Regions from separate parts of the Homo sapiens genome. Here region 2 is linked to region 1. A link is a contact called in ENCODE Hi-C or POLR2A ChIA-PET data. All regions are on one chromosome and are shown on one strand. The core of a region is the stretch at or near the end of the contact, and the rest is flanking DNA. Distances in the headings are between cores, read along the strand shown. Region 1 overlaps MPHOSPH6 (M-phase phosphoprotein 6). Region 2 overlaps HSD17B2 (hydroxysteroid 17-beta dehydrogenase 2).

Region 1 (2,700 bases), core at 24-2,523:
ATAGAGAAGATCTTCACATAGTAAGAAACTCTGCTCTTCTATTATGAAACTCCTAAATGGGAAAATAAAAATAGCATTTCTCCATATATAAAGCACAGCAAACAAAAGCCAACACTTTGAATAAAAAAAATAATCAACCTATGGTTCTCAGTAGAATGAAGTAAAAATACAGTAAGATTTCTAACTTAGGGTTAAAAATAAAATCTGATTAATTTGGTCAGCAAAGGCATTAGGAGACAAGAGCAGCAAGCTAGAGGCACAGCCTCTCTTAAACACCACATTTAATTTGCATAAATATCTACATAATATAAAGATCTAAAGTATTGACAATAAACTTGAATTTGCCAAAGTTGAAGCAAAGTTTCTTTTGTGTTTACATCCCCTCACCATATTTTTTTCCAATTCTTTTTCAGAAAGGAAATAATATGTATGTAAAAATACACATACAGTATACAGTGACACACTACTCCAAATCATTTTAATAAAGTTTCTGGCATATTTTGTCTTTCGTTCTCAGGGATTTCAAAAATTCCATTCTCTAATTATCAAAGCAGCACATTTTAAGGAACGTAATTTGGAAAGCAGAATAAAGTATGAGTTTATAAACTGCCTGTAAGCTCCTTACCAAGAGGATAAAAAGGACTGTTAGTATATTTGAATATTTCCTTCCAGTCTTTTTTGTACTTGCATTTACGTTGATTCTTGAACACAGGTCTGAGCTGTGTGGTGCACTTATACACAGATTTTTTTCAAAAAATTTCAATAGTTTTTGGGGAACAGGTGGTTTTTTGGTTACATGGATAAGTTCTTTAGTGGTGACTTCTGAGATTTTGGCCCCCACCAAATTCTTATTACAAATCCAGGAGAAGTAGTGGGAAATCAGAGGCTTGAGCAGCTTTAACAGTGTTATCAGTCAGAGCTCTTAGCTATAAACACCAAAGGCTGACCCTGGATGACTTCAGCAGAGAAGGAATTTACTGTAAGAACACTGTAGGCTCTTCATTTCCAAGGGGGACTGGTTCCAGGACCCCTTGTAGATATCAAAATCTGTGACACAAAGAGCCAGCTGTACTGGGCATCTCAGAATCACCGGGAAGGCTGAAGGGGCAGAATTGGAAGACGGGCAGAAATAACGGTCGCTAGGTGGTTGCACCAGAACCAAAATCATGCTAGAGAATGACCCTAGGAAAACCACTGTTGCTGCTGACGGGGCTGAGCACGACACCACTGATGGCATTGGGGCAGGTTGCGTTCCCTGGACCAGGATGTTTCTGTCTGCAGCAGAATTTCTCTGCTGAGTCACCACCACATGACCGTAAATCCAAGGTGACATATCTATCTCCAGCCTGGCCATAAACCCTAAAGCATGGCAGGAAAGCAAACATGTGGCTTTTAAGGCTTGTTTGCCGGAGTAGGCTCTGATTCTCATAAAGATTCCCTTATGCAACAAACACTTATTAAACCAAACTGTGTGTATTAAATCAAACTGCGGAAACAGCCACCAGTAAAAGAGCCTCAGCTGGGCACAGTGGCGGATGCCTGTAGTCCCAGTTACTCAGGTGGCTGAGGCAGGAGAACTGCTCGCATCCCAGAAGTGGAAGTTGCAATGAGTCAAGATTGTGCCACTGCACTCCAGCCTGGGTGACAGTGTCAAACACTCACCTCCAAAAAAAAAGAAAAAAAAGGAGCCTCTGCTCTCCTGGAGGTTACAGTCTATAGAAAGAGGGGCCAAATAATGAATGAAACATGAAACATTTATATCACACAATGGATGAAAATAAAGCAGGTTATTCCATCCCTAGCTGTAGGGGAGTAATTGGTATGGAACTAGCTTTCCTGCACCATAATTATATAAAACAGGACAAAATATAAAATGACCATTTTCAGATAATGAACAAATCCAAGCATATGACTGTGATGCCTGAGAGAAGAAAATCAAATGAAGTAGACCCCATGAATGCGGAGCTTTCTGCCTGGAGGCAATTTCCAGATTGTGGAGCAGGGAGTGGGGGACTCACACAAAACCCTGTCTTGCTGAGCTTAAGAGACAAACTGTTTCATTGGGGCTTTAGTTGAAAAAAATAAAGGCACAAACTGAAGTTTGGGGTTATGGTGGTGGCTGGAATATCTGGGTGAGGATACCACTGAAAGGGAGCTACACTATGGAATTCAGGACCTGCATACTGGGTTCCCTTGAATCTTTGGCTGACCATGAAGCTGCACATGTGCAGGATGAGTCTTTAGACTTAGGGAAAAAGTAACTGCTGGAGAGATGATTTCTGGGAGAACACCTGCTGCATTAGCTTCCTGTGGCTGCTGTAACAAATTTAAGCTGACAAAATTGGTGGCTTAGAGCAACAGAATTTATGCTCCTACAGTTCTGTACAAAATCCAGATGTTAGTAGGCCTGGGATCCCTCCAGAAGCTTCCACGGTTACAAGGCCTTCTGTGTGTCAAATCTTCCTCACCTCTCCTCCTTATAAGGAAAAGTGATTACATTTAGGGCCCACCCAGATAATCCAGGATAATCTCTCATCTAAAGATCTGTAATTTACTCATATACCAGCAAGGTAAATTTTGCCACATAAGGTAACACTCACAGGTTTCAGAGATGAAAACCTAGATATTATCTGGGAGACCATTTTCCAGCCTACCATACCTGGGGAAAAAAAATTTACCCTGCAATTGCATGTTGAAGAA
Region 2 (2,700 bases), core at 44-2,543, 97 kb before region 1:
AGAAATGTTGCTTTCTCTTCCCACTCCCACTTCATCTCTTTGAGATGTCATTTTTTCCTCTTTCCCCACTAGTGTCTTTAGCAGAAAGGGAAGGGTGCTGTCCAGTAGAAATATTTCTATTTTTTTTAAAACCTAAGTCAACTCAAGTCACACCTTGGTTCAAAACTTTCTGATGATATCTCTCGTCACATTTTACAATAAAACTCATGGTCTTCCCCATGGCTGAAAGCAGAGTTTCTCAACCTCGGCTCTCTTAACATTTGAGGCCAGATGGTTCTTTTTGGTGGGGTCTGTTCTATGCATTTTGGGATGTTTAGCAGCTCTCTGGCCTCACCAGATGTCAGTAGCCCATCCCCATTTTTACAATCAAAAATGTCTCCAGACATTGTCAAATGTTCCCTGGGGGGGAACTGAAAATCACTGACTTAAAGGCCACATGGACTGGCCTTGAACTACTGCTGTAATTTAGCTCCTTTTATTCTCTTTGATTGTTCTGCTCTGGTTAAAATGGCCTCTCTGCTGTTTGACTGAGAATTATGTTCCTGTCTGAGAGCCTTTGCACCTGCTCTGCCCTGTGCCTGGTGCACTCTTCCGTGAACATGGCATCCTGGCACCCAGTCACTATTCTGTTGCAAACACCCATTCCCACCTGACGCCAATACATTTGCTTATTGAATGTCTCCCATGACCTCCTACAAGCTAAGCTTCATGGGATGGGGACTTGGATGGTTTTATATGTTGCCGTGTCCCCATGATGTAGAAGAGTACATGGCACATGCTCAACAAAGAGCTATTGAAAGAATGAGGTAATGAATAGGCAGGAACACACAGGATGGAGTAAGTAGCACATATGTGAGATGATTAAGAAATCAGCCCAAGTAGAATAGAAGGTATGTCCTAAGGTTGGGAAATGTAGAAAACTCCCCCACAGTGGGCAAATGATAGAAGTTATTGACATCCAGACAGCGTACTGTATCCACCATCTATCAGACAAGTGGGTGTCAGAGCAGGTTCATGAGCTGGGGAGAGATGTGGTAAGAATGGAGCAGAAATGAGAAGCCTGGATTCAACCGGAAAACCATGCAATAGAAGCGTGGATCCAACTAGAAAATAACACAATGCTCTGGTGTGAGTGAGGGTGGCGAATTGGTTTCCTCTGTGGTTGGTGAGGAGTACTGGAGTGAGTAGATTCTAAGGGAGAGGTGATTTGATTGAACAGTGTCCATGGTGGAATGAGAAGTGTAAGCTGGCCCAGGTACCAAGGGTTTGTCATCTCTGTTGTAAAGAACTAGGTCAATGGTGGTAATTAGCAATGAAACAGAAAATAGAAAACTGTAAATCACAGACATCTTGGATTTTATTCAAGTTTGGCAAGTTGCATCTTGTACCATTATATTTTGGAAGCGGCTGAGTGAGTTTTTGGTCATGTGTTGGCAAGAATGACATCCTGTCAGCCAGGAAGCATCTTTCCCATGAAAAAAAGGGACATTAGTAAGGCTGCCCTACTTAGATAAAACCTTAGATAATGATAAAAGGGACCTTGGGATAGTGGGGCAATTTAGTTGTATCTCTGGTTAGTTTTCTCTTTTTTGTGTTATGCTAATCTTAAGTAAATTTACTTTTTATGTAGTTGCTTAACGTGTTTTTACAAGTGTTACTTTACTTGTAGCAATTCTTGTGAAATACATGGTTGGAACATTAACAAAAAATTTCTATTAACCAAGCCACAGGAAAACATAGGAGAATGAACAAAAGAAGCCAGCCACAAAGAGGACCGATACCTATTTCCATCTATTTAAAACAAAAATCAGGTAAAACGGATCTATGCTGTTGTAAGTCAGGATCGTGGTAACCTGTGAGGGGTGGGGACAACTGGAAGGAGATACAAGGGAGATCTCTGGTGAGCTGTTGATGTTGTTTCTTAACCTTGGTGCTGATTAAGTTTCTCTATAATGTATAATACATAGCAGATTGGTAACCTCAAAAATGCTATTGCCTATTCACAACGATAGGTGAAATATACACTAGTCATTGATTCACGGAAGTTGACTATATTCAGAGAGAATGTGTTAGACAGGAAATACAAACAAACAAAAACAACCAACCAAACAAAAAAACAGGTGCCTTAGAATCTTATGGACGTAGGGTTCAAATGGCACCTCTGCTTTTTTACTTGAGTGAGGCTGGAAACTTTTTATATTCTTTCTGAAGCTTGGTTTCCTCACCTGTAAAATGGGAAAAAATGTGCACTTTTATGGGAGCCAATTGGAAGCTCTAAATAGCCAAAGCTAGAAGAGTTAGAGCAACACAACAAAGTAGTAAGCCATAATCCAAAGTATAAAATCAATATTCATGAGTCCAAACTGATATAAATAAGTGATTGAACTAATTAATAAGCGAGGGAGAAGAGATAAATCTCCTGTGCAGAATTCCAAATAATGTATAGAGCTATTCCACCCTAAAGAAGGAAGAGCATAACTCCCCACTTTCTCTTTTCTTTTCTTTTTTTTTTTTTGAGAGAGAGTCCCCCTCCGTCACCAGGCTAGAGTGCAGTGGCGCAATCTCGGCTCACTGCAAGCTCCGCCTCCTGGGTTCAAGCGATTCTCCTGCCTCAGCCTCCTGAATAGCTGGGACTACAGGCGCGCACCAACATGCCCGGCTACTTTTTGTATTTTTAGTAGAGACGGGGTTTCACCATGT

What was found. Hi-C counts contacts between places; a loop is a spot of excess contacts on that map. ChIA-PET counts read pairs that join two places held with the same protein, here RNA polymerase II (POLR2A).
Region 2: a loop to region 1 is called in a map of Caco-2, with 2.3 times the contacts of the local background. The contact joins two enhancer-like sites. A Hi-C loop is called at or near these places in 1 of 168 maps with a recorded cell type or tissue (Caco-2). POLR2A ChIA-PET finds 5 or more read pairs at or near these places in 2 of 52 experiments (MCF 10A and PC-9).

Annotation. Positions count from the first base shown.
Region 1 is chr16:82,151,463-82,154,162 of GRCh38, forward strand. MPHOSPH6 (M-phase phosphoprotein 6) reads right to left here. Exons shown (of 5, transcript NM_005792.2): 3 at 1-52. Among named protein-coding and RNA genes, the nearest start is that of MPHOSPH6, 17 kb to the right of the region's middle. RefSeq lists enhancers at 181-325, 1,122-1,416 and a cis regulatory region at 253. Within about 2 kb of position 1,274, at least 2 of the 41 ENCODE cell types and tissues checked have a DNase peak (open chromatin) inside an H3K27ac peak, as active enhancers do.
Region 2 is chr16:82,054,703-82,057,402 of GRCh38, forward strand. The region is part of intron 1 of HSD17B2 (hydroxysteroid 17-beta dehydrogenase 2); the gene reads left to right. All of the region lies in intron 1 of HSD17B2-AS1 (HSD17B2 antisense RNA 1), which reads right to left. Among named protein-coding and RNA genes, the nearest start is that of HSD17B2-AS1, 11 kb to the right of the region's middle. Within about 2 kb of position 1,294, at least 2 of the 41 ENCODE cell types and tissues checked have a DNase peak (open chromatin) inside an H3K27ac peak, as active enhancers do.